Regions from separate parts of the Homo sapiens genome. Here all the other regions are linked to region 1. Evidence: chromatin contacts called from ENCODE Hi-C or POLR2A ChIA-PET data. All regions are on one chromosome and are shown on one strand. The core of a region is the stretch at or near the end of the contact, and the rest is flanking DNA. Distances in the headings are between cores, read along the strand shown.

Evidence for each region. Hi-C counts contacts between places; a loop is a spot of excess contacts on that map. ChIA-PET counts read pairs that join two places held with the same protein, here RNA polymerase II (POLR2A). Pooled maps may share reads with other maps.
Region 2: a loop to region 1 is called in a map of CD4-positive, alpha-beta T cell, with 11 times the contacts of the local background. The contact joins the promoter of SLC25A26 here to the promoter of FHIT in region 1. A Hi-C loop is called at or near these places in 1 of 168 maps with a recorded cell type or tissue (CD4-positive, alpha-beta T cell), 1 of 37 single-sample maps with no recorded cell type and 6 of 50 pooled maps.
Region 3: a loop to region 1 is called in a map of CD4-positive, alpha-beta T cell, with 9 times the contacts of the local background. The contact joins the promoter of APPL1 here to the promoter of FHIT in region 1. A Hi-C loop is called at or near these places in 1 of 168 maps with a recorded cell type or tissue (CD4-positive, alpha-beta T cell), 1 of 37 single-sample maps with no recorded cell type and 6 of 50 pooled maps.
Region 4: a pooled map shows a loop between it and region 1 (6-fold over the local background). The contact joins the enhancer-like site here to the promoter of FHIT in region 1. A Hi-C loop is called at or near these places in 2 of 50 pooled maps. POLR2A ChIA-PET finds 5 or more read pairs at or near these places in 2 of 52 experiments (GM12878 and naive thymus-derived CD4-positive, alpha-beta T cell).

The regions. Positions count from the first base shown.
Region 1 is chr3:61,248,879-61,253,817 of GRCh38, reverse strand. FHIT (fragile histidine triad diadenosine triphosphatase) reads left to right here and starts at 2,366. Exons shown (of 10, transcript NM_002012.4): 1 at 2,366-2,517. LOC124909387 (a long non-coding RNA gene) reads right to left here and starts at 2,226. Exons shown (of 2, transcript XR_007095939.1): 1 at 2,191-2,226. RefSeq lists enhancers at 2,269-2,563, 2,628-2,687, 2,818-2,947, 3,088-3,217, 3,498-3,777.
Region 2 is chr3:66,218,014-66,222,952 of GRCh38, reverse strand. SLC25A26 (solute carrier family 25 member 26) reads right to left here and starts at 1,952. Exons shown (of 10, transcript NM_001379210.1): 1 at 1,826-1,952. The coding sequence starts at 1,858. RefSeq lists enhancers at 1,329-1,828, 1,950-2,009, 2,180-2,339.
Region 3 is chr3:57,225,130-57,230,068 of GRCh38, reverse strand. APPL1 (adaptor protein, phosphotyrosine interacting with PH domain and leucine zipper 1) reads right to left here and starts at 2,340. Exons shown (of 22, transcript NM_012096.3): 1 at 2,132-2,340. The coding sequence starts at 2,185. It also overlaps a transcript of HESX1 not described here. RefSeq lists a silencer at 1,883-2,542.
Region 4 is chr3:58,198,472-58,203,410 of GRCh38, reverse strand. DNASE1L3 (deoxyribonuclease 1L3) reads left to right here. Exons shown (of 8, transcript NM_004944.4): 5 at 2,302-2,414. Among named protein-coding and RNA genes, the nearest start is that of DNASE1L3, 10 kb to the left of the region's middle. Within about 2 kb of position 2,407, at least 3 of the 41 ENCODE cell types and tissues checked have a DNase peak (open chromatin) inside an H3K27ac peak, as active enhancers do; they include GM12878, where a contact is called at or near this core.

The DNA of each region.
Region 1 (4,939 bases), core at 1,117-3,616:
CAAGCCAGGGTCTTAATAATCCCTGAAAGCTGCCCCCAATCATTGACTGACGGTAGTTGGTGTTTAAACAACCCAGTTATCTTGTCCTCTTGGTGGAATCACTCAGTCTAAGGTACATGTTCCATATTGTTTCCCAGAGATTTCTAGGAGGATTAAGTTCTGGGTGCCTCTAGCGGTAATGTGCTAGATAAGGCATCTTTTTGGTCTTCTCTTCCCTATTTCACTTTCTTAGTCTCTTACTGGTGTTTCCTGCGATAACCTCCTAAATAAAATACTTGCTCTTGAATACCTGTCTCCAGATCTGCTTCTGGGAGAACCCATACTAAGGTGGTTATTAATTCAGTCAAGTTGCAGATCAGACAGTAACCTCCCACTGATTGTCTTGGCACTTGAAGGTCCTGAATCCAATGCAAGTTCTATGTCTTCATGCTCTTTGTGAATGTATCTGTTGCTCAAGGTCGTGGGTGACCTTGAGCCCAGCAGTCAGCATTATCCACAGCTGAAGTAATACCTATGTGCTCATATTAGGCTATCTGACAACAGTGCAATAATCATTAGACACCACTGTTTAGACCCTGAGTATGTTCATGACATTTGCCTTTTGACTGCTAAGTAGAAGATGTAATGATTATAGGCTGATGCTTTCTCAGGAGGAGGAAAGTTATTGAGCTTTACAGTTTCAAATGCTTCTGATTTTCTTCCACGTTTAGTCTGGCTGCTGACACATGTGTTGAAATCTCTCATGTCGATCAGCTTGAGAATAGCTGGGACTGCTGAGCTAAGTCTGTGCTCATAAAAGCAACAAAGAATTGTATTACAGGAAATGACCCCAAATTGACAGAAGATTAGGCTAGGAAGCCTGAACAGGTGTTTTAATCTCTATGCACAAAATCAGTCTGTACATATATTGCTCACATTCCTGCTGTTTTAACTATATTTTTTTTTTCAATTTCACTTTGTTATTCACAATTTGATAATATTTTATGTGGCCATGGTGTCTGTGTGATGAACTATAATCCAATGTGACATTCTCTGAGAGTCAAGCTTCCAAGGACATCAGATTTTCACACCAGGACACTTTGTAGGACACCTTGCTACTCTCCATGGGATTCAAATATTAGAAATAATGAGAGATCTAAGACTTGATGTAATTGCCTGCATGTAATGAATCAGGCCAAATAAAAAAGTGAGAGACAGAGAAAGGAAATGGTGCTAAGGAAAATGGGGACCTATCTTAGTGTTTGTCTGAGAGAAAACTGCTCTTTGTTTTTCCCGATGTAATGGCAAGAGTCTGCAGCCAGGAATCTAGTCCTTGCTTAGGAGCTGCATGACCTTGTGAAAATTACGTAGGTGTTCTGCAATTTGTAATTGCATTTATTGTAAAATTAATTTTACTTTTCATACGTCACTAGACAGAGCATTTTGAGGTTAGGAATTGGGTCTGAATCAATGATTTCTCCAGCACCCACATGGCATTTGGCACAGAATACATCAATAATGATTTTGGATTAAACAGGGGAACAAGCACAAGGAACCATGGTGGTCAGAAACGGGTTGATCTGCACCAGAGAAAGGGAGACTAGGGGAGAAAGGTCACTCTAGATTTCGTTCAATTATTGAAAATACGGTGTATTTACTATGTGCTGGGCACTTTTCTAGGTGCTAGAAAGACTACAGTGACCAAAACAAAAATCCACATCTGCAGGGATCTTGCATTCTAGTGAGAAAGTAAGATGGTAAAAAAGATAAATACGTAAATTTTATACAATGCTTCGTAACGACAAATGCTAAGGAGAAAAACAGCACAGAAAAGACAGAAAGGAAAAGAGAAGGGGCGCATGTGGTGCAATTTTGTTAGGATGCCAGGGAGGGCTGAGCGTAGTCGTAAATGACCACATTATTTGATGGATCAAGCCAGGGACTGCAAGTCTGTGTTTCTGAGAGACACATAAAGAAAAGAAGGCTTAAGGAATCCAGAAAGATCCAGAGTGGGGAAATGAAACGAAAAGAAATCCAGCCAGTGGGAAGTCGTGAAGGGATAGTTAAACGCGTTTTGGGAGGAAAGAAAAAAGCAAAAGTGCGGTACAGCCTTTCGTTACACGTGAAAAGAATCATGTTTCTTTTTCTAGTTAGAAAAAGCCAAAGATTGTGCGATTTATGCCCCAAACCCCCTTGTAAGGGGATTCTCACCTCAACTTGTCTTCTGTGGTCAGTGTTTCCCGCCCCTGAATCAGGGTTACTGTCACTATGGCTTTCAATTGGCCCGGCGTAGGCGCATGCTCTGCGCGTATTGGCCTCCGCTCCTGTCCCCAGACAAGCGGCCATCTTGGGTCCCGCCCCTACCGTGGGGTCTTCTGGGAATTGCAGTCCCCGCTCTGCTCTGTCCGGTCACAGGACTTTTTGCCCTCTGTTCCCGGGTCCCTCAGGCGGCCACCCAGTGGGCACACTCCCAGGCGGCGCTCCGGCCCCGCGCTCCCTCCCTCTGCCTTTCATTCCCAGCTGTCAACATCCTGGAAGGTAGGGGCGGGGAGGCAAGCCCAAGTGGAATACTGTTTCTGGGGCGCGGGTCTGGGTTTCCACGCGCGTCAGGTCATCACCCCGGAGCCCAGTGGGGCCGGCGCCGCTCACGGGGCGGTGGGCTTCTGTCCCGAGTACTCTTCCGCCCCACGAGGGTCTCAGGGTGGGGACTCGGGCCCCCCAATTCCCAAGCACCGACCCTAGCCCTAACCCGTTCCTCCTCCACCGTGTTTATACATTGGGGAAACTGAGGCACGGGGCCACGCCAGCGGGTCCGGGGACGCCACAGCTCTTGGCTCTGGGGGTGTAGTCGGCACCCGCCGTTTTGGGATGGTTCGTCAGTTTCATAGACAAGTAGCGAAAATCCGTCCCAACAGGTCTGTGTTAAACACGCAGCTCTGGATTCCCCTAAGGGGTTGCTGAACACGTGCCCAGGACAGGAGCAAACCGGAGTATAGAGAAGGCAGCATTTTGGGAGATAATTTTACATTACTACTTCAAAAACAGGCAAAGAGGCATCGAATTTATTGTTGTGGGAGAACTCATCGGTACTTGGTCGGACTTTCTTACACTTATTTTATGGTTGTTGTTTTTATTTTTAGCGTCAAAGGGGGGAATTTTAAAGGTATATCCAAGTTGGTGGTGGTGGGGGGTAAGGAGGCAGGTTAGTGGAACTTGAGATGCATCTGCAGATTTCTCTGTAGGCTCACATTCTGCCCTCGCTGTGTTACCTTGGAACAGCCACTCACAGCGCTTATCTGGGAAACAAGGAGCTCAATGCTCCCAGGTCAAGTGGCCAAAGGATGTTGCCTGAAGCCGAAATCTAAATTGAGGTTATGCTTGTGAAAGTTTACCACTTGCAGATTTACTGCTATTATTATTCTGGTCTCTCAGAAATGTGCTGGGACCAATAGAAAATACTCACAGTGGTTGTTTTAGTAAGGTTCTGACCTGGGCCGGGCCCAGACTACCAAGGGTGGTCCCTACTCGCACCTGATGTTAAGCCGGATCTACCTGAACTCTCCCTCCTTGGCTTCAGCCTGCGGCCTGAGGCCTTGGCCGCGGAGGCTTCTGGGAGTTGCAGTCCCGCCTCTTGTTTCTCGTCGGGCAGGTACTCCACCTCGTGGCGTGCCATTTTGCACGGCGAGATGTCTCCTGGGAGACGAAGTCTCGCTTCTAGCCGTTCTGTAGAGCAGCCGCTTGACTCGGAACTACAACTCCCATGTGGACCTGCGTTCATGGCTGCCGGCCTGTGTCCACCTGCTGCAACCTGGACTAGAAATATTTAGTAAAGAAAGAAGTCTAGGGTTTGTGTGTGTGTGTGTGTGTGTGTGTGTGTGTGTGTGTGTGTGTGTGTGTGTGTGTGTTGTTATTGATTGCATATGCTGTTCTAAGTGTTAGATATGGGATTGTTGTATACGGTGTTCCAAGTATTAACGTACATGCTTCCAAAACCACTAACACTTGACCATTTAGAACCTGTTCACATGATCTCTTTTTAATACTACATTTCCCATTTGTATATGAGAAAAAACTTGAGAAGATAGCCCATGATTACACAGCTAGCAATATAATATATATTCAATAAAATATATGTGTTATAATTTAATCCTCTTAAAAGCTATATGAGAGTGAGAACCATTTTTATATCAACTTTACAGATTAGAAAACTAAGGCTAGGAAAGTTAAGTAACTTGTTCAAGTTAAAACACTGGTGAATAAAAGGACTGAGACTGTAAGCCCTTCTGCTTAACAGTCTCTGCTTAGAGAAAGACCTTACCTTACAGAGCTGAGGAGGAGTCCAACCTTTCTGGCTACAGAATTTGGAATCTTTTAATTATACCATGCTGCCTCTGTACTTAGATACTAAACATTTGAGCTGCAAAAACCTTTGAGATCATTTAATTCTAATGCAAAGATCTTGGAACACTTCTTGGCCTATAATAAAGATTCCATATATATATGTATATAGTTTTAGAATACCTTTATTTTAGAGATTAGGAAACTGGCCCAGGTGGTAAAGCAGTTTGCCCAAGGTCACACAGTTGGTTTGTGTCAGAGATTAGACTAGAACCAAGCATCTTATTTTCAAGTCCAGGGTTATTTTCATTCCACCAGCAGTCAGCTAGCAGGAACACCAGATGTGTAGCTCTTTAGATAATGGTTTCTCCTCTAATTTGCTCTTTCAAGGCCACAGACCAGGACCAATTGTTATAAATTATCTTATTTATTATTGGTAAGGTTGTAATACTTCATGAATTCAACAAATGTTTTTTGAGCTTCTTTATATGGTCATCTCTCTTAAGGTGCAAGGACCACATAGATGATAAGGACTTAATGCATTCAGACTGGAAGGACCTTATAAATAATCTAATCTAACTCTTATTTTATAAATGAGGAGAGTGTGTTACGAAGTAGTCTG
Region 2 (4,939 bases), core at 703-3,202, 5.0 Mb before region 1:
AAACTTCCACCTATTGATTCTAATTTTACCCTCTATAAATACATTGGGAAAAAAGTATACTTTACTGCATGTGTATCATACTTTAATTAAGTATATACTAAATCCATTCTTTTGTTAACTGCAGCACTCACCTGTGTTTTAGCAATTGCAACCTTTGCTGACTTCGGAGAGTATCAAGAAGCAGATAAGGGCACGACTCCCAGGTGACATCACCTGGGTTGGAATATGAGCTCCAATACTTACACAGACGAAATGGATCTCACTTGTGTGATTTTGAACTAGTTATCTAATCTCTTGGTATCCCACTTCCCTCATTTGGAAAATTAGGATAAGAGTTCAATTATTGTGAGAATTAAATGGGATAATGTATGTAAAGAGCTTACCCCAGTTCCTGGCACAGGAATGTTAGCTGACAAACTACTGCTGCTGTGTCACCAGCTAGACAGGAAAGCTCCTTAAAAGCGGTAACATTGGCCAGGCGCCGTGGCTCACGCCTGTAGTCCCAGCACTTTGGGAGGCCGAGGCGGGCGGGATCACGAGGTCAGGAGATCGAGACCATCCTGGCTAACACGGTGAAACCCCGTCTCCACTAAAAACCCAAAAAATTAGCTGGGCGTAGTGGCGGGCACCTGCAGTCCCAGCTACTCGGGAGGCTGAGGCAGGAGAATGGCGTGAACCCGAGAGGTGGAGCCTGCAGTGAGCCGAGATGGCGCCACCACACTCCAGCCTGGGCGAAGAGTGAGACTCCTTCTCAAAAAAAAAAAAAAAAATCAGTAACATTATTTCTTTATATTTCTAAGACCTACCTTATACAAGTTTCAACAAATCTAGATTTAAAGCTATCATCCTACAAGTCTGGCTAAGACATCCCTACTTCCATATATTCCCCTAACACCCTGAACCTAGCCCACCTGTTATTTATCCCAACAGTCATTTTACTATTTTGTCTCTAACACCTGACCCTTAGGAGCAGGTCTATCTTGTTCACCATGTTATCCTCAACACCTGCAACACCAAAATTCGATAATTAAGTGACTAAATCACTGTGGGCCTCCATTTTCCCTATGAAAATCATTTTAAAAATTATTTGTCTGTCTCTGCCCATTCCACACAATGAAAACGTAGGCAGCCAAACTCTGTTTTGTTAACTGCTGTATCTAGTATCCTCTACCAGACGCTCCAAAATATTTGGTAAAGGACTTTTTTTTCTGTTAATTCATGTTGATTCTCGTAGTTTTCTGCTACGGAATTAAATACTAAGCCTGTTTATTGACTCCGCAGCGTTCCCGATGAGCTATGTGTGCTCACCAATATTTCTCCAAAGCCTAGGCTTGGAGCAGAAATAGCAGATTATGTATTGAATGAACAGAAGGACATGTCATTTTCTAAGACTGAAAAGAGATGCAGCAAAATGAGAAACGTAGTATTGAATAGAAGGGCTGGGAGCGATGTGAGTAAGGTTTTTGTTGTTGTGTTACATACATTTCTTTAATTCCCAAGATCTCTAGAGTAGTTACACTATTTAATGAAAGAGTAGTTAACAGTGTATAATAGAAGCTCTTTTTTAAGTAAATGAGGGTGCAAAAGACAATGACTCACCTTCCTTCCCCCACCTGGCTCTTATGACCTGGCAGTACAGACATAGCCTTAACACCTGGCCCGCCGGTGGCCTGGGAGCCTCGTGCTCCCTCTCAGACCTGGCTGCCAGTAACCCGAGGACAGTCCAGCCCGCAAAACCGGAAGAAAACCAGTGCAGAGAACGCCCGCGGGCTCCAATGCCGGACGCCGGCACTCTGAGCAACCCACCCCACCGCCCCGCACTCACCACCAGCGCTGCCACGAACCCCGGCCGGTCCATGGTCGCTCAGACCTCGTCAAGGCTACAATCCAAGCCGGAGCAGAAGCGGATCACGTCCTCGCGCGCTGGGCGCCGCCATGTTTGAGGCGGGTCTGTCTTGAACTTCCGGGACCACGTGACGTAGAACCACAACAACTGCACGTGCAACGCGAGACACCTGGGCCTAGGGGAGGGCCAGAGAGGAGGGGCGGGGCCTCGGGGAGTGTGGTGGAGCTAAGTCTCGGCAAATCCCTTACCTCGGTTTCCTGCAGCAGCGTTGTGTGCAGCTAGACGGAGGAACTTTCGCGAGCAAAAGATCCGTGGCCGAGATCCAGGAGAGAGCAGCGGTAGAATGAGGCCGGCGTGATTCTGAACTGTAAACCCAGAAGAGGCGTGGCTGTGGCGGAGGGAGGAGTCGTGAGGGGTAGTACTAACCTCGGGAGGCGCGATTCGGGATCCTAATCGGATATTTCATTTTGGTTTATCTCTTAGTTTTGTCAAAAAATTTTATCTGAGTTTATATTAAATTAACTCATTATCAGAAGATTATTAAATAAAGATATAGAAAAATACATCAGAAGTTTCCTGACCGGAGTTAAAAATTAGCATCCTCCATTTCTCTTTACAGAGTTACTGCATTTAAAATTATTTGTTTGTTCAGTTATTTACCTGCTCATGTTGTTCGCTGTTGTACTCATGTGTACACCTCAAAGCACACGTTATTAAGTACTTAATAACATTTCTTGGAGTGGACCTGTCTTTATTAAACAAACAAATACCTTGTAAACTTCTGTATATATTAAGGGCCAACTACATCTCAGACGTGGTGCTAAGTGATTGACAGACATTTTTTCATTTAATCCTTTCACCAACCCTATGATGTCAGCAACACTAGTGTCCTCATTTTACAGAGGCTCCTGATGCTCCAACAAGTAACCGACTCAATGTGGCTACAGAGAACACAGCAGAGCAAGCACTGAAAATATACTTAATGCCCTCATCATCTTTCCTCAAAACCGTTATAATAACCTGAGCAGGCTCCTTGCCTGGCCTTTCTTCAATCCCTATTCTATAACACTGCTAGAATTATTCTTATAATTATTCTTATTCTCTTCTAGGTAAAATGATCTAGAAATGATACGCAGAATAGCTTTAGGTGTTAGATGGAATTCAAATTCTATCACCTGCTGGGTTTGGGGATAAGTTTTCCAAGATTAAGTTTTCTCCCCTGTAAAGTGGCGATAATGATAGTCACTTTGTCATGCGGTACTATTATATTAATAGATTAAATGAGATAATGCACTCAAGTTCTTAGCCTAGTTCCTGGCTCATAGAAAGTACTCTCTAAAGGTGATGGTAATGTTATTTCCCTGCTTACAACTCCCCTCTGCTGCCAATGGAGACAGTCCAGCTCCCTAGCATGGTATACACCTCTCAGCTGGTGTCTCCTGTCACTCTTCCCACTAGCCGGACTACACACAGACAGACTATACACTTCCAAGCCTCCTAATTTTGCCCATGTTGTTCTCTCTACCCAGAATACCTTTCCCTAAGCTGCCTGTAGGCCCTCTCAAAACATGCTAGTTCACTTTGTCAATGCCAGCAGAAGAATCTCTGTTGCTGCTATTAATGTCTTTCAAAGTCTCATGTGCTTTGGTCAGGCCTACCCAGGATAATCTCCATTTTTATTAACTCAAAGTCAACTGATTAGAGACCTTAATTATATCTGAAAAATTCCTTTTGCCATACGTGACAACATAATCATGGTGGTAATGTTCTGTCATACTCACAGGTCCTGCTCACAATCAGTGGGGTGATTATGCAAAACACATTAGGGGCCAGGAATCTTGAGGGCCACCTTAGAATCCTGCCTACTTCACATTCCTATAAACCCTCACCGGCAGCCTCCTCAAAGGCCATCAAGTTTCTATTAATAAGCTTTCACTGACATTTCCCTCACAGTCTTCCCACCTTTCACCTACTGCCTGGTGCCAATGGCACTCCCACAGTTTAGGAATTACAGTAGCGCCCACCTCCAAGTACCAAAATCTGTATTATTTGTCTATTTCTGCGTAACAAATTACCCCCAAAATTTAACAGACTAAAGCAACGATAAACTTCTATTACCTCACACAGTTTTCATACGTCAAGAATCAAGGAGTCATTTAGCTGGGTGTTTAAGACTCAGAAATTTTCATGACACTACAGTCAAGATGGTGGCCAGGGCCATATCATAAAACTTGATCATGACCGCAGGATCCAATTCCAAGATGGCTCACTCCCATAACTGGCAGATTAGTGCTAGCTATTGGCAGGTAGCCTTAATCCCTCATGGCATACATCTCTCCATAGTACTGCTTGAGTGTCTTCATGATATAGTAGCTGGTTGTTCCTAGAGTAAGTGGTCTGAAAGAGAACAAGACAGAAACTACAAAGTCTCTCATGACCTGTTCTCATAAATTACTCAGTTGTCATTCCAGCAATAGTCTATTGTTTACACAGGTAATCGACATTTATTATGGGGCTGGACTACCCAAAAGCCTAAATACCGGAAGATGAGGATCACTGGGTGCCATCTTGGAAACTGGTTACCACATCAGGGAAATGCCGGTGAACACCACAATGAGATATGAATACACTAGAACTCACTAGAGTGGCTAAAATTAAAAAGCCAAGTGTTGACAAGGATGAGAAGCAACTGGAAATCTCATACATTGCTGTTTCGAATTTTATATGGTACAACCATTATAAAATCCAATGCCACACTTAGGTATTTACCCGAGAGAACTAAACATTTATACAAATACTTTTACATTATATTTCAAAGCAGCTTTATCCATAATAGTCAAAAACTGAAAACAACCTGAATGTCTATCAACTGGTGGTATAAACATATTATGATACATCTTTATAATGGAACATCACTCAACAATAAACGGACATGAATTACTGATATATGAAACAACATGGATTAATCTGAAAGCATTATGCTATGTGAAAAAAAAAAGACCACATGTATTGTGATTCCACTTACGTGAAATTCTGGAAAAGACAAAATTATAGTGACAGAAAGTATATAAATGCTTTCCAGGCGGTGGAGGT
Region 3 (4,939 bases), core at 1,091-3,590, 4.0 Mb after region 1:
TTTCAACATTGAAGGGATATCAATGTGTCTACTTCATTAAAAATTAGCTGGCACAGGCCAGGCGCAGTGGCTCACACCTGTAATCCCAGCACTTTGAGAGGCCAAGGCGGGCAGATCACCTGAGGTCAGGAGTTCGAGACCAGCCTGGCCAACATGGCAAAACCCCGTCTCTACAAAAAGTACAAAAACTAGGTGGGCGTGGTGGCACACGTCTGTAATCCCAGCTACTCAGGAGGCTGAGGCATGAGAATCACTTGAACCCGGGAGGCAGAGGTTGCAGTGAGCCAAGATTGCAACATTGCACTCCAGCCTGGGCAACAAGAGCAAAACCCCGTCTCAGGAAAAAAAAAAAAAAAAAAAAAAAAAAAAGCTGGCACAGTGGCACACGCCTGTATTCCCAGCTGCTAGGGAGGCTGAGGCAGGAGGATCACTTCAGCATAGGTGTTCCAGGACACAGTGCACTACGATAGTGTCTGTGAACAGCCATTGCTCTCCAGACTGGGAAACATAGCAAGATCCCCATCTCAAAAAACAAACAAATATATTGTAAAACGGACACTAGTATGATGCATGCTTGTAAAGAAAAAAAAAAACCACAATTCTTAAGTTGTAAACTAATCTGGCAAAAACCTCAAGACATTAGATGAGTCAAGAGTTTATCTCTGCCTCACAAGTCATTTCCAGGGCAGTGTGCAATCCATTCTGAGCCGTTTATAGTCTTTATGGGCTATTAAAAAAAAAAGCCAAGTAAGAGAAGAAAGGTAAGGCAACCTGTTGAATCTTACATAATAAAAAGTAAAATGACAAAGTACACCTGACCAATTCCACAAACTTTTTGCAAATCATCTGAAACAAATACAGTTTATAACTTTATATGGAGAAATCATCAAGAAAAAAATTGAACCGAGTATACTGGCAGTCAAGATAAACCAAATGTGAGTTTCTCTTTTTGTCACTATCAGCTGTTAAGAGTACATTAGCAGCAGGCAACTGGCCTGTGAAGATAACTTTCAGAATAAAAAAGAACAAATCAATTCTACAATCAGAGCCCCATTTCAACTTGGCAATTAACATTGGCACAAAATCCATGGCAGAAGTGCCATCCAGGAAAAGGAGATCTAGACCTCTTCTGCTTTTCTTCTTTGGGGGCCATGTTCAACTGTAAAGACACACGAAATGGTGCAACTGCATTTCTAAATCAGCAACAATTCAGAAATGTTTCATTCTAAATAGTGTCCAACCAGCAACACCGTCTTAAACCGTTTAAATTATCGTGTAAAACGGCTTAGAGATGAAGTTTTCCCTATGCAAGTTACAGCCCCTGCCAACATTTTAAAAAATATAGCTGCTTTCATTCTGCAGTACTGAAAACATATTAAATGGTTACATTTTCCAAAACTGTCTTAAGCTAGAGCAACCACATCAGCATCATTCCGACGCACAGAACACAGGGCTTTTATTTTGATGAGTTTATTAAGGCCAAGTCTGCAGGGAGCAGCGCAGCAGTCGCGGAGCGGCGAAGGCACCGTCCATCCCTCGCCGTGCACAGCTCGAGTGACAGCGACCACAGTCACGGCCGCGACACGGGCACATTCGGCGGGGAGAGCGGTCTTGGGCTCCGGGACCCGTCACGGGCTTTGCCATTAGGGCTCCACACACAACCTTACAGCCTCTCCCAAAGAAAAACGATCCATTTCCTTCCTTAGCTTGCTGAGCCTCGGAAATCATTAAATAAGACTATCGGGGTTTCTCTCCCTTCTGCAATTTTTCTGAAGAGGTTCTCAGGGAGAAAATTCCAGGATCGAGATTTGGCACCTCACATCACCGCGATAAAAACGGCGCCTTTCGTCAAATAAAAAGGACCCGCGCGCGTACGTGACCGCCCGGCCCACGAGCACCAGCGGCTCGGTCTCCGCCTGCGGCCCTCGGCCCAGCCGAGCAGGCCCACGCGGGCCTTGGGCGGCGGGCCCAGCCTCCACAACTCCGGGCGCGGCCTGCGACGGGCGGTGACCTAGGGCGGCGGCGGCCCCCACCTGGGCCGGGGCGGGCACCTGCGGGAGCCGCGGAGGCGCCAGACCTGGGGTCGGCCAGCTGGGCTCTCCCTCGTCGCCCACCAGCTCCCGCGCCTCACCTGCGGGCTGTCCTCCAGCGTCTCCTCGATGGGCAGCTTGTCGATCCCCGGCATCGTGGCGGAGGGAGGGCGGTGGCAGGAGACGCAGCTGCCGCCCACAGCTCCCCGCGCCGGCCCGCCCGCCGCAGCTGACCCCGGCCCGCCCTCTCCGGCAAGGGCTGCAGCCGTCCCCGCCCGCACAGCCTTCTCCAGGCGCCGAGCGGCCGTGCGGGAAATCCCGCCCCCTCGGCCTCCCTGCCCCGCCTCCCGGCGCGTCCATTGGCTCCCGGGGACGCCCATCCGCGCTGCGGCGGTGGTCGGGAGGTTCCCGTGCGGCGCTAGGCTCTCCCGCGAGCGCGGGCGTCGGAAGCGGCGGAGGTGGCAGTGTCTGCCCTGGGATGGCCTTCCCTGCACGCGCGCGTTTGTATCTAAATCGCAGGGGACCGTCTCTTCCTCAGCTTGCCGGCGCGAGGAGCCAGAGCCTCGAGTTAGGGCCACACGGGGGAATTTGGGGCGGGTTGACTTTTCCCGCAACATATTTTGTCAGAGACCTTGGAGAAAGTCCTACTGCTGGCGCCTTTTAGTTTCCTCAGATGATAACATTCCCAACTCCGCTCGAAGCGTCCAGTCTTAATCCCCTCCAGCAGAATGGTGCTGACTAACTCAGATGTCTGAGATCCGCAGCTGTGTCAATAATAGGGCTTTCTGGCAAACTTGTGAACGTAGGCTCGAAATTGTTTTTCTGGACGCTTGAATATCAGTATATTCAGTTGAAAACATGTGATTTTGTTGCCAGTTTATCAGTTCCTACCTGGCCTCCCGAGGTCAGTCCTTCAGGACTGACGCTGCAACTCCAACTCCCATGTTTCTTTTAAATCACAAAGGAAAATATCTTTTAAAAATCAGGATACACTGATTAATTATGTTAGTAACTAATTGGCATTTGTTGAATCAAAAAGTTTTGGAAGCGTTAAATAGTTTTAGCCTCTAATTTTACAATAAAGTGAAGCTCAAAGTTGGGAATTTGACCGGATGAGGGCTACAAGCCTATCCTTTCCTCCTCCCTCTTCATCTTTCCCAACCTGTCACCCTGGCTCGTTTATGTCTCTGTATAGTTGTAGGCTTTCATCATTATACAGAGAAAATAACAAAGTAAGTAGTGTCTTCTAAACATCTAGCCATTAATTCCACCAATCCATTCCATTTTCATTCAAGAAATACCAGAGATGCTGAGTAAAGATTAATTAGCTGCCTGGTTCCACAGATACATGGGAACAAATCCAGAATAGTAGTAGCTCAAATCCAAATATAGTAACAAATAGAAGTTATATATTTTAAACGAAAATAGTAGATTTTCCCATGATCTCTTGAAAGAAAAATAAAATTATATTTTTAAAGTTTTGTTGAGTAGACTTGCATTGTAGTTTTACGGAATTATTTTTAGTGTTACAATCTTTAAAAGTTTTCCCCTTAGATTGTTTATCAGCCAGTCTCTCTCTCCCGAAGAGTTCTTTAGTTTTTGAGGAAGTTGATTTGGAGGCAGTTCTTACAATGAGTTAAGGGTTCCCAGTTGTGTTACAGTTTCTTTTTCCTTGATATCTCATTTCTACTCTGCCAACAAGAACACCATGCACCCCAGCTCTAAAGAAGGAAGACTTTCAAGGTAAGTGACCTTCCTGATTGAACTGAGTTAGATTTTAAATGAAGAAAGGTTGTGGCAACTGTTAAGAATCAGGAGTAAGTGAGGAGTGTAAACAATGTATAAGAAAGAAAAAAAAAAAGGCCTGGCGCTGTGGCTCACGCCTGTAATCCCAGCAATTTGGGAGGCCGTGGCAGCTGGATCACCTGAGGTCAGGAGTTCAAGACCAGCCTGCCCAACATGGCGAAACCCAGTCTCTACTAACAATACAAAAATTAGCCGGGCGTGGTGGCGTGCCTGTAGTCCCAGCTACTCAGGCGGCTGAGGCAGGAGACTCAGTTGAAGCCGGGAGGCCCAGGTGCAGTGAGCTGAGATCATACCACTGCGCTCCGGCCTGGGCGACAGAGCAAGACTACGTATCAAAAAAAAAAAAAAAAAGAAAAGAAAAGAAAAGTATTTGTTACCTAATTAACTTGGCCAAACCAAATAATTCCGATGAAAAATTCGATTAGTTATCTGAATTATCTGGGTGTGGTATTGTCAAGTTAAATGGTTTCCTTCTTAGTATGTTATGTACATCTAAACTGTGTTTCTGTAAAGGACTCTCAAGAGGCCATTACATTATCGCAGAATGGCAAGGAATTCTTGCCGGACTCAGCTGGTTAAAAAATAAAACAGGCTGGGCGCGGTGGGGCTCACGCCTGTAATCCCAGCACTTTGGGAGGCTGAGGCAGGCGGATCAAGAGGTCAAGAGATGGAGACCATCCTGGCCAACTGGTGAAACCCCGTCTCTACCAAAAATACAAAAATTAGCTGGGCATGGTGGCACACGCCTGTAGTTCCAGCTCTTTGGGAAGCTGAGGCAGGAGAATCGCTTGAACCCGGGAGGTGGAGGTTGCAGTGAGCCGAAACTGCACTCCAGCCTGGGCGACAGAGCGAAACTCTGTCTCAAAAACAAAAAATAAATAAAAATGAAAAAATAAAACAAACAAAAACAGGTTCACATTCAGTTGGATGGAGAGGTAGGTTTAGTCAAATCTAGTTTTAACCTATTTGTACTAGAATCCAGTTTTAACCTTCCATTTGGATTCTCTAGCTTTAGGCCACTGTATACCCTGCTCATCCAAAAATATGGTTGTATTTCCTAAGTTAAAACATCTCCAAAGCTGCAAAATTCATAGTCCTTTTTG
Region 4 (4,939 bases), core at 1,158-3,657, 3.1 Mb after region 1:
GAGGAGGTGACATTGGGCTGTGACCTGAAGAAGTCAGCCATACAGAGGGCTGGAGAAAGGGCATTCCACATGGAGGGCACAGTGAGCACAAAAGCTCAGAAGTGGGAAGGAAGCTGGAATATTTAGGGGGACCAAAAAGAGGATGGAGGAGTGCAGTGGAGGCCTGAGGAGGAGAGCTGGCAATGAGGACACGTGGGGCCCTGGATGCAGCCTGCTGGGCTGAGTTCTGGCTCCTCTCTGTGTGACTTGAGCAGTGACCGCCCCACAGCCCGTGTCTGTTGAGGTAAGAGTGGGAATCCAGGCTGAGAATGAGGGGAAGTCCCAGGAGGAGCTGCTCAGAAGGCGACAGCTGCTGTTAGCAGGTGGGCCAGGAACGGCTTCTGAGGCTCGCGCACATTGCCACACTCAGGCTCTCAGTCCTCCAACGGTGGGGGAAGGTTTTCAGACACTTCACAAAAGTCTTTCGTGAAGACCATGCTAATTTTTAAATAGCTTTTTGGAACTTTTGTTCTTAATTACAAAGGAGTATAAACTGACAAGCCTCATTTTTTTTTTTTTAGACAGAGTTTCACTCTTCTTGCCCAGGCTGGAGTGCAGTGGCGTGATCTAGGCTCACCACAACCTCTGCCTCCCAAGTTCAAACGATTCTCCTGCCTCAGTCTCCCAAGTAGCTGGGATTACAGGCATGCGCCACCACCCCCAGCTAATTTTGTATTTTTAGTAGAGACAGGTTTTCTCCATGATGGTCAGGCTGATCTGGAACTCCCGACCTCAGGTGATCCATCAGCCTCAGCCTCCCAAAGTGGTGGGATTACAGAAGTAAGCCAACACGCCTGGCCAATTTTTTTTTAACTAGAAAATGTGCGACTGGGCTCGGTGGCTCATGCCTGTAATCCCAGCACTTTGGGAGGCTGAGATGGGTCAGTTTATACTCTTTTTGTAACTCCCAGCTGGGTGTGGTGGCTCACACCTGTAATCCCAGCACTTTGGGAGGCTGAGATGGGTGGATCACCTGAGGTTGGGAGTTTGAGAGCAGCCTGACCAACATGGAGAAATCCTGTCTCTACCAAAAAAAAAAAAAAAAAAAAAAAAACAAAGCTAGCCAGGCATGATGGTGCATGCCTGTAATCCCAGTTACTTGGGAGGCTGAGGCAGGAGAATCACTTGAACCTGGGAGGCAGAGGTTGCAGTGAGCCGAAATTGTGCCATTGCACTCCAGCCTGGGCAACAAGAACGAAACTCCGTCTCAAAAAAAAAAAAAGGAAACCTTTAAAAAAAAGAAGAAAATACAACCATAAATATATGCAATTTTTCCTGTCAATTAAAAAAAGAAAGAAGAGGGATAAAATACATCAGAAACAAAAGAAAATACAGATTTGCCACACACACAAAAAGGGGAAAATAAAAGCACTCACAATGCCAGCATGGAACACAGTTGTTATAAGTAAAATGTTTATTTAGAAACAGAATGCTTGTTCCCTGGTACTGCAAGGAAAAATCAACATTCAGATAAAAAGTTTTCTCAGCAAGCCAATTTTACTTTCTGCAGAAAGGGTGCTCCTTGCAGATGGAACAATGGCGAGAGCACACCTGAATAAAGGAGGGAAGCAATTTTTATCCTTTACTCAGCTTGTCCCTGCTACTGTGTCCTGTCTCTCTATTGGCTGGAGCCAGACCACACAATCTAAGCTAACCCGACTGGCTAATAATTTAAACCTTTCTTAAATAGGTAAAGGCAAGGGAGAACAAAGGAAAAGAGGAAGTTGCTTATGCCAAATAGGGAAGGGGCAAAGGCTGTGAGCTGGAATGTGCCTGCGAGCTGGAATGTCCAGCACAAATATCTTGGTTAAGGTACAAGGACATAGAATGTACTATGTGCCTGTGAGCATGTCTAACAGCTACATAGGATAGAGCTTAACAAAGAGTTATTAGCACAAAGCAAGGAGACTTGAAGGAAGTTAGTCTTTAAAGGAAACTATTATTTCTAACACTTATGATTTATTCTTTAATAAGAAGGGAAACTTTGAAGAGGAAACTTTTTTACTTTCTACAACAGTCTACCAGCTTTCTCTTAGCCATGAAGGGCAACTGGGAGAAATGAGTCTTTCGTGTACTAAAAATAGGCAGCCTAATGACCCCAAGATCATTAAAATCTCGGCCACTGGCTGGACCCTCTGGGAACTGGGGACCCAGATAATGCAGCCTGTGCCTTCTGGAGGGGACAGCTGGTTTCCCTCCAGCAGTGTTTATGAGACCTTGACAGGGGAAGTGTGTGACCCCCGCCTCTTTCCTGTTTCTCAGCTGTCAAAGACTTCGTGATTATCCCCCTGCACACCACCCCAGAGACATCCGTTAAGGAGATCGATGAGTTGGTTGAGGTCTACACGGACGTGAAACACCGCTGGAAGGCGGAGGTGAGGACTGCTGTGTCAGACGAATTCCCATCTAGCAGGGGCAGGCTCTGGTCCCTGAGTGGGATGAGTACCTCTCCAGGGAGGGGGAGGAGGAAGGGCATGTGCAGGCTACCACCACTTACAGCATTCTTTAAGGCCTTTCTTCAGCCCTAAGTATCCCTTTTGCTAAATCTGCCTGGGTACCCTGCATGTGGGCCTTGGGAATTGCCACACTTTCCCATTAATAACAGATGCCAACATTTACTGAGTGAATAGCTAGTGCCAGGCACTGTGCTGAGACTTGACATGGACAAGTTTATTTAATCCTCCCAATAATCCCTTGAGGTAGCTACAGTACCTTTCTCATTCCCACTTTGCAATTGAGAAGTGTAAGGCATAGAGCAGTCAGGATTGTTTCAGTTGCAAGGGACAGAATCTTAACATGGCTCATGAAAAAAAGGAGCAATTGATTGGTTTGTGTAACTGAAATGTCCAGGAGTACTTCAGGCATAGCTGGATCCAGGGCTCAGACAAGGTAATCAGAGCTTGATTTGTCTCTTCCTTTCTATCTCCTGGTTGCCCTTTCCTCTGTGTGGCTCCATTCTCAGGTTGGTTCCATCCCTGGGATGGCAGGACAGCCACCAGCAGCCTCCAGACCAAAATAAATTTTCTTTCCCACAAGGCAACAAATAGTGTGGGACTGAGTCTCATTGGCTCTGACTGGGTCAGGTGTCCATCCCTGAACCAATCATTGTGATCAGGGTGTTGAGCTACTCTGATTGACTAAATCTGTGTCCACCCCAGCTCCACCCCAAACTCAGTTTGAGGTGGAGGAGGGATGGGTGGTCTCCCAAAGGAACTTGGGGTGCTGTTTTCACAGAAGGGGGCACATATTTGCCATCCCTATAGGCTCAGTTCTTTCCACTTTTGGAAGAGACCACTTGTGGCTGTGAGGGGCTGTGAAAGCTCTTGGTAAATATGGAAGTGCACCCAAGGGTTCTTCTTCTGTATTTCTCTTTTCTCGTTTCGGAATGTGACTCCTGTGATCCCCCTTCCTCCTCTTGAGTTCTGCTGCTCAAATGCAAAATGAATCAAATAAAGTGTGAACATAGTCCATCAGAGCTGGGGCATGGAAAAGACCAGGGGTGTATTTCATTGCTTATTAATAAATAGGTCAAAAGAAAGATTCATTCTTTCCAAAAATTATGAAATCATTCACTTATTAAACAAGAATGTATTGAGCATCTATTGAGTGTTGGGCTGTGGGGAGGCATCAGTGGCCTAAAAGTGAACAAGAGGGGAAACTGCTTCAGTGAAGCAGACTGGGATGTGATTCTTTTTTTTTTTTTTTCTTGAGATGAAATCTCGCTCTTGTCCCCAGGCTGGAGTGCAATGGTGCAATCTCGGCTCACTGCAACCTCCACCTCCCGGGTTCAAGTGATTCTCCTGCCTCCCGAGTAGCTGGGATTACAGGCATGTGCCACCACGCCTGGCTAATTTTTATATTTTTAATAGAAATGGGGTTTCACCATGTTGGCCAGGCTGGTCTTGAATGCCTGACCTCAGGTGATCCACCCGCCTCGGCTTCCCAAAGTGCTGGGATTACAGGCGTGAGCCACGGCGCCTGGCTGGGATGTGATTCTTGACTTCACCATTTGAACCTCCCAGTCCTGTGGCCTAGAGCAGGTCACTTAATCTCTCAATCCTGTTTCTATAGAAGTTAGTGGGCTCTTGTACCTCCTATTGTTTATTGCTGCCAGGTGTAAATTTAAAAACACCTAGTGCTAGGCCTGGCACATAGTGAATGTTCAGCAAATCATGTCTATATTAGCAGAAGCTGGTGATCACTGAGGTTAAGGATGACACTCTGTCCTCAACTGAACCCATCAATCATGGGGAAAATTGTGATCACCAAGGTCAAAATAAAATGTTCTTGAAGAAAACTCTGAAGTCAGCAATGCCCCACCAAACAATAGCACAAACAAGGAAATCTGGCACTTCCTCTGGATTGTGGAATGTTGAAAATTCTGTTCCAAGAGCCTTGCAGGGAAAAATATTTCCAAGATAGGAAGTTTCTCTTGGTGGCCTTGGGTGGGGGTGGACAGCTCACTCAATGGTCCCCTCCCCTGAAGATGCCTCCCACCTCCTCAAGGGACTGAATTTTCACAGAAATAAGTTTCCAACTTCAAAACAATAGGAGAGAAAGAGTGATGCCAGGGTTGTCAATACACCACCCAAATTCACTTTTCCTGCTTGAAAGCAAAAGGCGTTGATTCATTCGTATATTTACACCCTACAGTAGTTTGAGCCAGGGACAAAAGATGTGAGGGAATAGATTCACTGAAATTTTTTTTATCCACACCTGACTCTGCATGCTGAATTATGGAAATGTGGCGACTAAGAACAGCAAACATTCTCCTTCCTGTTAAGAACATCCTCCCTGGTACGCACTCGCCTGTCATCGACTCATCAAAACTGTGACTCAATTTTAAACAACAAAAAGAAATTTTTAAAGACCTTATATTCATTTGCTAGAGCTGCCATAA